Linked DNA regions of Homo sapiens: region 1 is linked to region 2. A link is a contact called in ENCODE Hi-C or POLR2A ChIA-PET data. All regions are on one chromosome and are shown on one strand. The core of a region is the stretch at or near the end of the contact, and the rest is flanking DNA. Distances in the headings are between cores, read along the strand shown. Region 1 has its middle 49 kb from the start of RGL1. Region 2 holds the start of RGL1 (ral guanine nucleotide dissociation stimulator like 1).

Region 1 (5,584 bases), core at 2,457-4,956, 48 kb before region 2:
TCCAATTCCTAGAAATGGGCCTAGATAGATACCTGCACAGGAAGGGAACATTGACCTTGGGAAACTTGCCATTTTATAGTAGGTAATAAACAAGCTGGCATTTTGTTTAAGGGGGAAGTATTAGCTCATCTCTCAAGTTTTCTTGCTACAAGCCCAATCCTGAAAAATAATCTGGGTAAAGATCAGCCAGGGCCTTGAATTTTTGGCATATATAGCAAGACATGTAGGAACAAGAGAGATCCATGAAGTAGTGTTGCCTAACAATATTAAATATAGTGATTTTGTATTCTGAGTGTGGTAATTCTAAAAACTGTGGGTCTCAGTGTACTATCTGTTGTTTCTTTTGGCTCTTGAACATGGTGTTTTGTTTCTTTGTGAGTTTTGTGATTTTTGACAGTGGGTTCATTTTTTTTTTTTCTTGGAAAGAAGGAAATTTTCTCCAGAGAGAATTTGCATTTGTTTCTGGGAGCACTACCAACGGGAAACTACTTGAAAATAAATTCTTATCTTGATGTTTTTCAGACCACTTAATGTGTCTACAGGCTAGAAATCTACAGATGGGCGTGCTTGTGGTAGTAAATTCTAAGGAGAAAATGACTCCCCCTCTCTACCCCTCCTCAGCATCATATATAAAGATAGTCAACTTTCCTTGTATTGTCACAGAAGATATAGTATTACTAGCTCACCTTGATGCTGAGGGAATCACATTTTAGGGTCTCAGTTTTATGCAGTGGGGATTTCCTGTTAGATTCTCTCCCATAAGCTAACCTTGGGCTTTGTATATTGTTCCCTACTTGCTTTAAGGTAACAAGTCCTATGTTGGTTAGAGTAACATTAATGCTGTAACAAATACAGTATAAAATTTAAGTAGCTTAACATAATAAAAGTTTATTTCTCAATCATATAATAGTCCAATTTAGGTGTTTCTGGTGGGAGTGCCCCTTTTCTCCATGTGATAATTTAGGGACCAAGGCTACTTTCTTCTTGAAGCTCCACCATCCTCTGGGACCTGGGAATCTTTTGTATTCACCTGGCAATTCACAAAAAAAGAGGTTGAAGAAGACACACCCAATTCTTAACTCTCTTTGACCAGACATGCATTGTATTAGTTTACCTTCTATGACTGAGAATTAGTCCTGTTGTTCCATACAGATGTGAGGGATGTGTGATGGGGAGATGTAATCTCTGGCTGAGCTGCTACTTACCAGTGATGACTCAATACTATGGAAAGTGAAATACAAATTGAATTTTGGTGGGCAGTTAAGTGTCACAGAAAACAAAGTTTAAATTTACCTGGTTTGGCCAATGACGTCTGAATGGAAGCTGACTTCAATGCCTATCTGTGGGTTCTGCTTTCATTTACCTTTTGGCTTTTAAGAGTTCTTAATTTTTTGCCAGCCTGTCATGTATTAAAAAAGATATTTTAGTTTTATTTTATCAAGTTTTTGTTTGTTTGTTTGTTTGTTTTAGTTATTTGTAGTGGGAGAGTGAACTAGGGTATTTAGTCCACTGTACTGCTGGAACTGAGTCCTACACACTCCTGTGAGTTATTTAGAAATGTGATCTTAAAAGTTGAAAGTCTATTTTTTTAAACTTACCTTTTGAAAATTACTTCACTTGGTCAGAAAGTGGCATCTAGATAATGTTGAATTTCTATTTTTTGGCCATATTTAGTTAATTTTTTGGCCATATTTAGTTAAGTACCTGCTTGCACATGAATATTCGTAACTGACATCTTGCAATCATTTAAAAGTTTTATGTAGTCACAAATCAGTTTGTCAAGTATATTTAAAATGAAAATATTATTTTCATTTTCAATGTAGTGATTAACTGTAACTATTCTATGCCTTTAAAATTCAAATATTTAAAATTTAAATGATAAATAATACCTATATGTAGTAGAAAATAATGAAATCTTTATTAAAGGGTTAAGTATGACAAATATCTTTATATAATTTCAGTACCTTTTTAAAAAAAAAGAGCAAGGAAGCAATGGGAGAATTGGACATGTTTTGTGGTGATGTGTTCAATTTTTTGATTGGTGATTACATGGGTGTACGTATTTGTCAAAACTCATTCAACTATACATTTAAAATGGACATATTTTATTATATGTAAATGATACCTCAACAAAGTTGATCTTAAAAAACGGACAATGGGATGAGGGAATAGAATTAAATAAATAAATCAGTCATTGCCATACAGTGTGCTGTAATAAGTGTCCACAGGTATTTCGAGAGCTTAGAGCATGTAATCCAGCATGAGTATGGGCACTCATAGGTGTGCATGTCAAGGAAAGGAAGCTTCTCACTGAGCTGATAGTTGAGTTCATTCTTTTTTTTTTTTTTTTTGACACAGAGTTTTGCTCTTGTTGCCCAGGCTGGAGTGCAATGGCGCAATCTCGGCTCACTGCAACCTCTGCCTCCCGGGTTCAAGCGAGTCTCCTGCCTCAGTCTCCTGAGTAGCTGGGATTACAGGTGCCTGCCACCATGCCCAGCTAGTTTTTTGTATTTTTAGTAAAGACGGGGTTTCACCATGTTGGCCAGGCTGGTCTTGAACTCCTGCCCTCAGGTGAACCACCCGTCTCGGCCTCCCAAAGTGCTGGGAATAAAGGTGTGAGCCACTGCGCCTGGCCTGAGTTCATTTTTTTTTTTTTCTTTGAGATGGAGTCTTGCTCTGTCGTCCAGGCTGGAGTGCAACTTTGACCTCCCTGGTTCGCTTAAAGGAAAGGTAGAAACTAGCCTGGCAAATGGAATTTTTGAAGGGGAATTGGATCAAATATTTCTGGATCAGGGAAAACTGTAAAGGGGAGTGTTAGAGAGAATGTCCTACCATTTAGAGCATCTGTAGCAGAAGAGGAATGGCAAGAGATGAAGCCAAGAGGAAACAAATAATGAAAGTCTTCACGTCTCTTACTTAGAAACTTAGGAAGTATCCTGTGGGCACTGTGCAGTCAATGAAAGGTTTTTGGCAGGCTAGTGACATGTTCAGATTTGTTTTTAGAAATGCTAGTCTGTCAGACATGTTTAGGATGGCCGAAAATACTTCAAAACCTCTCTAGCCCAGATTGCTGTCTCTCTTCTCTGTCCACACTATGCTAGCCAGTGCTCAAGTAGTGATTATTTGGGGTTGTTCTTTTTTTCATGATAGTAATTCTTCCTCTCCAACTAGACTGTCTGTCCTTCAGACCAGGCCTCTTAGTCTTCTTCTTTTTAAAAAATTTATATTCCCATATTGATAGGTCACCCCCTTAGTCTTAATTCTACTTCACTTATGACTCCCAAAGCACTGGTACTACTAGACACAGGTTGAAATAAATATTTGATGATTGACTGATGAATTATTTTCATTATTTAATGGTAATACCCTGTTTCTCTAAATTGTAACATCAAGCAGAATGTTGTCATCTTTGGGTACTAAGGTGATTCATTTGACTCACCATTGGATAACACTTAGTTGGGTGGTTTGTTTGTTTTTTTTTTTTTGTATTGCTGATTGAATTTGCACGGAGTCATCCACTATGCACTGGACTTATCTATGTTCAATGTTTTACAAGAATACCACAACGATATGCAATGTTCTCTATGGCTATCGAACAGAGATGTTCTCTACGTGAAATTAAACTGGCGAATGTCTGTATGGAGACTGGACATATGACCTCTTCTCTATCCAGCTCAGGAATGGGGCTTCACATTGTAAAATCACATTCTTGGAGGAGGAAATAGTAAGTGTTCATCATGCATGCTTTGGAGATTAAATCATACACATCTGAGAGACAGGAAGAGAGAAGTTTTTAAAAACTGGATGGCAATTTAGGCAAGCAGTGGGAGTGTATTGTATTAAACTGTGAAAAGCCAGCTATTTGCTGAATTGTGGTTTGATGACAGAGCTAGGGTCCTTCTTTATGATTCTGAATGAATTTCTATTTCACTCTGCCACAAATTTTCATATGAGGCAAAGGGATAGAAATTTACTTTCTAGGAAGTTATTAATATATAAAAATGCTTTGATATATGAATCTCTGAGATGGGTAAAATAGACATATCAGTAGTGAGAAATGGAATATTGAGACTGAATAATATTCTGTTGGGTTTACAAGAAAAAGAAAATATCATTTATTGAGCATCTATTCTGTGTCAGGAACTGCACTTGGTGCTTTCATATTTATTAATATATTTGTCACAGCCATAGGTACATTTTCATTTTACTCATAAGGATTATGAAGATTAGAGGTTAAGGCACATGCTCAAATATACATAGCTGTTTGGTGGCAGAGTAAGATTGAAATTCATTTGTCTCTCATTTGTCTTTGTTCTATAATCTCCTCATGAAGCAAACTACCAAAATTGTTAAATCACTCTAATTTTACATTTAGTTTTCTTGTCCAGACCATAACCATTCCTGGCCAGGGCATCAACTTCAGCTCAATAACTGGTACCAATCTTGCTCTGTTAGACCTTGGCTCTGCAATGCCCATGTGAACAAATACCAGTGTGCCCATTGAGTCATAATCTTCTTCCATTCCTCAAAGTGCTGGCTCAGTTGGTGTGGCTAGGCTTCTATCTCAGTTCTCCTATATATCATCTGTCTTAGCCAGTTGGACTGCCACAATGAAATAGCACAGACTGGGTGGCTTATAAACGATAGAATTTTTTTTTTTTTTTTGAGACGGAGTCTCGCTCTGTCGCCCAGGCTGGAGTGCAGTGGCACGATCTTGGTTCACTGCAAGCTCTGCCTCCTGGGTTCACACCATTCTCCTGCCTCAGCCTCCAGAGTAGCTGGGACTACGGGCGCCTGCCACCATGCCTGGCTAACTTTATATATATTTTAGTAGAGACGGGGTTTCACCGTGTTAGCCAGGATGGTCTCGATCTCCTGACCTTGTGATCCACCCGCCTTGGCCTCCCAAAGTGCTAGGATTACAGGCATGAGCCACCGTGCCCAGCCAACAATAGAAATTTCTCTCTCACAGCTCTGGAGGCTGGGAGTCTGACATCAGGATGCCAGCATGTTTGGGTTCTGGTGAGGTTCCTTCTCTGAGTTACAGATGGTGTCTTCTCAATGGGTCCTCATGTGGCAGAAAAAGTTGGAGAGCTCTTTGGGGTCCCTTTTATAAGGGCATGAATCCCATTCATGAAGACTCTACCCTCATGACCTTATTGCCTCCCCAAAGCTCTGCCTCCTAATATCATCACACTGAGGGGGTTCTGTTTTCAACCTAACAAAGTTTGGGAACACAAACATTCAGTCCATAGTAGGACCCAGTTTCTCAGAGAGACTGTACCTATTTAAATGGTGCCCTTAACTCCATCCTATTTAAATAGAACTTAGAACTCTGTTAGGCTCCATGTAGCTCTGTCTTCTGCATAATTGAGCTCTGTTCCACTTACCCCAAGCTATTAATTGGGGTCTAATTGTAAACAGTCTGTTTGGAACCTGGCTATTTTTACCCAATCCCTGAACTCCTGTTGCTTTCTTGGATATGAAAGCTTGCCAGAATCACATCAGAGTTTTCCTATGCCCTTGTTTTGTGTTCCTTCTGAGCTTGGTTAGTCACGTGCAGCCATAAGAGATACAAGAGAGG
Region 2 (5,913 bases), core at 1,223-3,722:
GTCAATTGCAAAATAAAGAATTAATGTGTTTCTATATACTAACAACAAACAATCTAAAAGTGAAATTTACAAAGCAATCCCATTTACAATAGTATCAGAATAAAGTACCTTGGAATAAACTGAACCAAAGAGATGCAAGTCTTGCTCTCTAAAAACTACAAAACATTCCTGATCTTTTAACAAAACTTAACCTATCCTCTCAGGACTCTGTTAGGTCACGGGAAGGCTAATGTGGTAAATAAACACCAACTGAGTTATAAATGGCTTACTGGTTTGTCTTCCCACATATTGACCAGGAGTACTTTAACCCAAAGGTACAGGTAATAAGGTAATATGGACTGAACTGCCTACTGATGAAATATTTTTAAATGAATATTAAAAAATTTGTAAACTGCAACACACAATTGCTCTATCTAGCATAAAGTCTGCCTCTTTTTTTGCAGAACAGCATTTGTACAAAATTACATACATTGTGAGGTGTAAATACAAATAGTTATTCTTGGAAAACCTCTCTGAAATTTTAAAGTAATTCCATGAGAAGACATCATTTCAGATTTCCTAGTGTTGCATACATAACACGCTTTTCACTGAGTCTGGATAAATATGGTTTGGGAGGAAGTACAATAAGGAGGCAGTGGAATTTTTTTGGATCACTTACCATGTGCTTGATGATTTGCATGCATTATTTCATTTGATCTCTTTCAAACTCTTTCAGGTAGATGGTTGTCCCATTTTGCAGATGAGGAAATTAAGGCTCAGGGTAGTAGCATTCAGGTTCACTCACTGCAAGGCTGGATGTGAAGCTGTATCCACTTGGCTTGAAGCTAGTTCTTTTCCCTTTACACACTAGGTGGCCAGCCAGGGAATTGGAGTACAGAGAAAGGTGAGTAGCTCTGAAACCTGAGTGGGGCCTTGTGAATTTAAGCCGCCCTGTCCAGGAAGGTTTCCTGGGAGAGTGAGGTTGAAGAAACTGCTTAATATCCCTGAAATGGAAATATTTCAGTTACTGCCAAATGTGTAGCCAAAAATCAGGTTAAAGTAGTGGTGAAGTTAATCTTACAGGTTGTTTAACTGTCCTCAGTTGCATTTCGTGGTGTCCAAGATCACCTAATAGGTCCTCTAGAGGTGGGCCTGGGTTCCTGAGGATGGCTTAACAAGCAGGGAGGTAGGGCCTTCACATGATTTTCCTCTGGTTCCCAGCAACATTCTGCCCTGATCATCATAGAAGGATTTAGTCTATGTGTTTTTCGTTCGTTTGTTTTTTAAATTATAGAACAACCACTTCAGCTTGCTAAAAGGGCATCTCCTCTCTATACAGTGATGGTGCCCTTAGGTTCTGGTTGTATGGGGATAACCTGGCTGAATGACTTGTAGATGTTCTCAAGTGTCCACAGATCCTTTTGTTTTTGCTTAATGTGCCCTTGCTGTCATTTATTCTGCTCTCCTGGGAACATCAGTACACTTGATTTGCTAAATTGTCAGCTCATGATATATTTACCATTAACCAAAACCCAGGCTTATGTCATAGTATGGCAATTAGTGGGAGACCTATTTTTTTTTTTATTTGAAGGTGATTAAATTCATTTAGGGTGAATAGTATGAAAGACATGAGCCCTAAAGGTATTTGCAATTTGCATGGAATTCTGGCAGGTGTCAAGTTTGACTGCATTATCTGGTATCTCTTGCTGTTGACTTGTTAAAACTGGATCTAAAAAAATGTAATAATCTTTTATCCCTATAGCAGATCTTTCCATTATGATAAAACTCCTGCTGGTAGTCATCTGATGAAGAACTTTTCCCTGTGGCTATGATCCTACTGTGTCCCTACAGTACAGGCAACTCAACCCATGGTGGCTACTCACAAAGACTCACAGAACCTCCAGGACACTGTCAGTCCTAGCAAAACCTTACCCTGCTTTGTTCCCTTCCCACCCCCAATGGCCAGTTACTGGGTAATTGGGGTGGTGAAAAGCCCAGCGCGATTTCCTGTTGGCAGTGTGCTGATGCAGGAGAGGGTATAGCCCCTGGGCATGGTTTTGGAATACCCGGGTGTCCTCTGACCTTATCCTCTGTCCTAATGAAAAACTTCCTGGCGTCTAGTATTGCGGCTCTCACTGGGGTCATTCTGACTTAATTATTCTAAAATCAAAATAGATAATAGGCAGATAATGGAAGTTTTTTGGACTTTCTCCTTCCATTGTTTTAGCGAAGGAAGAAGACACACACAAATCCTCCATCCCACACTCAGTTCTATTTTGGCACCTGGTGACCGTCAGGAAAACCTGATAAACTTGAAAGTGTTGTTTCCCAATCACCTTCAGAACTGGAGAAACGCTTTCATGCTGACTTTATCCATGGGACTGAAGAAAGGGAGAGTGTGCTCACAAGCACAAACAGGAAAGCCTTACATCACGGAGTGGCGTGGGGAGGAGTCTGCTCCTCGCTTGCTCGCTCGCTCGCCGCGCTCCCTTTGTGGCCCGAGTCGCGCGCACCGGCGGCGGCGGGGGCAGCGCGGCGCGTGTCTGTGCGCTGCGGTCGCTCGGGACCGGGACCGGGGCGAGGCGCCGCGGGGCTGAGCCCAGCAGACATTGCGTTGGCCTCCGAGCAGGGCGCATCATGCAGCGTTCGCGCACCGGAGAGAAAACTGAGAATGAAATTGCTTTGGCAAGCTAAAATGGTAACGAGAGCTCTCTGCCTTCTCCCGAGGCTTCTCTGGTGGGGAATCTTCTCCCGCTTTCGCTGGGCGTGTTTTGGACTCCCTCGGAGTGAACGGAGCAATCCGATTCCATACTTGTGAGCTAAAGCTCTCTCACTCCGCTTTGTATTCCTCTCTCTCTGCGTGTCTTCTCCCTTTCAACCGTACCTACTTTCTCAGCAATTGCCTGTGGTGTGTCTGGGGCAGATGCATGTCAGGAGGGGAGAACTTTGAAGGAAAAAGAACTGTTAGTGTGGGTGAACCGCGGAGCGCTTCTGCGTCCCAGCGGCTCTTTAACACAAACCTCAGGTTTAGCTGGGGACATGGAAATCCAGGGGGTCGCTGCACAGATTTTAGTAGAAGCTGCCTGATGATGTGTTGCTTTTTCTGCACTTGCCAGATTATTTTACGGAAATAAAAACTTTCCACCCCCGCTAACTTTGTGGGCTCCAAAACAATGAGGAGAAAAGACAAGCAAACCACTTCACTTCCAAAGGAGTGAGGACTCTTGGCGTTTTAAACACTTGTTTGTGTCTGAGTTTAAAATCTGGTTTCTTCAATGACCGAGCCACTCTAAAAAGTACAGACTTATTCTTTTCTTTTTTTCTTTTTCTTTTTCTTTTCTTTTCTTTTTTTTTTTTTTTTTTTTTTTTTTTTTTTTTTTTTTTTACAAAGAATTATTTTTCCTTTCACTTAAGGGGGACAAGTTAATCAGGACTAATCTAGTTTCTTTGTAAAGAAAAAGAAAGACTTCAAAACAAAACTATTTAAGATATGTGAGCAAGTCTAGGAGAAATAACTAAATGGAAAAGTCAGGGGATCCTGATACCACAGGAAGGGACTGCAAGCCAAGAAAATCTCAGCATTCCCTCTATCAAAATGTGTCTTGTATTGCGGATTGTAATATTTATTTTGAACAGCCCATCTTGTGCCCTGAGTGCTGTTGTAAGCAGCAAGGCAGCTGGGATAGATTGTGGTTAGCAGAGAGGAAAAAAATACTCTTTTTCTTTCTCTTTATCCCGTCCCTGGCAGAGCTCGATTCAGGACTGGGGTGAAGAGGTAGAGGAAGGAGCTGTTTACCATGTCACCCTCAAAAGAGTCCAGATTCAACAGGCTGCCAATAAAGGAGCAAGATGGCTAGGGGTGAGTAAAGCTGGCGAGATGGTGAACTTTGGAATTTCAGTGTCTGTCGTTCTGTGAATATCATTATTATTTAACAGAGGCAGGCTTTTTTTTTTTTCCTCTTTTCGCTTTAAAAAGGAAAATGCTAATGACCAAGTGTTTGCACTAGCTGAACAGGTCTCTTTTTGTATTTAATGTTTTCAAAAGCATCTTCCCTAGGTTTGTCAATAATTCAGAACCTCTTAGAAACATCTTGAGGTCTTTGGCAAATAGATTGGGGGTGGAGTGGCAGAAAATGACACACAGAATACAGGCCCAGAGAGCAGCACTCTCTTAGACAAGAGCCATAAGCAGCTTTGCCCAGAAGCCACCCTTGTCTCTCTCTGCCCTCCCCCAATTGATGCTGTCAGCGTCTGCCTTGCTCCTATATCTCTAGGAGGTACCCAGATTGCTCAGGAGACAGAGCATTCCAAGTCTGCATCCTTTGAGGGGTGGTAGATTTCCTATTGTGATCTCTTTTCTATATCTTGGGAGGAGGCAAATGGATGCTTAGTACCCACTACTTTGTGTGTAGAGTGGTGGGCCTTTGGAAAAATGCTGCTTCTGTAAACAGGACTCTTTTCCACTGAGATTGTAAAATATTGGGTGAGGTCATGCAAGTTTGTAGGTATCACCTAGTAGATCCTTCAACACATCCCAAATAAAGCGAATATGAGAAATGGAAAGCTCAGCGACAGGATCACTACTTGGGCAAATGTCAAACATGTGGAAGAATGAAGGGATTCTTGATCTGGAAGGAGAAGTAGTTCTCAGACCAGGCGGTGAGAGGCGACCCAAAAAGCCTTGAGAAAGAAAATAATGGTTGGCTGAATAGAGGGGGTGGAGTGTGATTTCACCTGGCTGGCCTTATTTTAGCCGATGGGCTTCAGAGTGTTGAAGATTTATGCACTTGCATCCCATCTTTAGCGGCTTGGAGTCTCTGAAAATTCAGAATATTTTGAGCAGCATTCAAAGGTGGAGTGTGAAGGAGGATAGGACACAAAATTGCACAGGGCCTCCTGTTAAGAGTAGTGGTAACGTGTGACTTGTAACTCCAGGGAGTTTAAGGCAGGATGGTGGCCCATGGCCGGCAGCAATCACTTCCTCTGCCATGAGTCTGCTGACACAGGCATTCATTGCTTTGGGCTTCCCCAGCTGCTTCAGCTCAGGCCTTTCCTGCTACTGTACTTTGGGCCAAGGTATCACCCATGAGGGCCAGAAATTGTTAATGACATCTGCAGGTGTGGTCTGGAAAGATAGGAGCTTTCCAGTGAGAACTAGAGGTCTTCACTTACCAAGTACCTACCTTACTCAGAATATGATTTTAAAATTAATTATGTATATCACTAGCAGACCTGATAGGGAAAGCAGAACTAGAGTTCTGACAAGTCATCACTTTGTTTTTGGTGGTTGTGTGTATGTATTTTATTTAAATGTGGCGTCCATGTGGTTTGGCCTCTAGCTATTTCAGAATGATTCACAACTTCTGAACCAGTTGTCTTCAAAAGGGTCATTACATTTTTTTGGTATCAGGTTATTCCTCTCTTTCTAATGAGACTGACTTTGCTTGGGTGACTGTTTTAGTTTTCAGCCATATACAACATTAGTTATGAGTAAGTCATTGGAAATGGAGGGGTTCACTCTGTAGGCCCCACATCTACAAACTGTCATGTATTTAGATGCTCAGAGTTATTTAGTAATCCCCACTGACTGTTCTCTTCACTAGACTTCACTTCTTTTCTTCTCTCTCCCTTCTCTCAGTGTTCTCAAATTTATACAGAGTTCAGAGTTAATTCACCCTGGATTCAACAGTAGATATGAAATACTGAGAAGGAGGATAATGTGAAAAGATTGGCTCTAGTTGATGGAGGAATCTGTCCCCCTCGCCCCCATTTCAACAAAGTGTGATTTACTGCTACCAGCCTACTCCTTTATTGCAAGTTCCTAGGGGCTCTCCAGCTCTAATCTACGTGTTTTCTTGTCTTAGGTGTCCTGTTGGGAAGTTCTGTTTTTGTCCTTGAAAATTCCAGACTTAATTAAATGTGACTCAACCCATT

The links. A loop is a pair of places that touch in the nucleus more often than their neighbours do. ChIA-PET counts read pairs that join two places held with the same protein, here RNA polymerase II (POLR2A). Pooled maps may share reads with other maps.
Region 1: a pooled map shows a loop between it and region 2 (2.1-fold over the local background). The contact joins the enhancer-like site here to the promoter of RGL1 in region 2. A Hi-C loop is called at or near these places in 1 of 168 maps with a recorded cell type or tissue (left ventricle myocardium superior), 1 of 37 single-sample maps with no recorded cell type and 1 of 50 pooled maps. POLR2A ChIA-PET finds 5 or more read pairs at or near these places in 8 of 52 experiments (GM10248, H1, MCF 10A and 5 more).

The regions. Positions count from the first base shown.
Region 1 is chr1:183,753,550-183,759,133 of GRCh38, forward strand. It overlaps a transcript of RGL1 not described here. Among named protein-coding and RNA genes, the nearest start is that of RGL1, 49 kb to the right of the region's middle. Within about 2 kb of position 3,707, at least 4 of the 41 ENCODE cell types and tissues checked have a DNase peak (open chromatin) inside an H3K27ac peak, as active enhancers do; they include PC-9 and endothelial cell of umbilical vein, where a contact is called at or near this core.
Region 2 is chr1:183,802,648-183,808,560 of GRCh38, forward strand. It overlaps RGL1 (ral guanine nucleotide dissociation stimulator like 1), which reads left to right and starts at 2,473. Exons shown (of 18, transcript NM_001297671.3): 1 at 2,473-2,677; 2 at 3,728-3,838. The coding sequence starts at 2,651. RefSeq lists enhancers at 4,093-4,152, 4,896-4,945.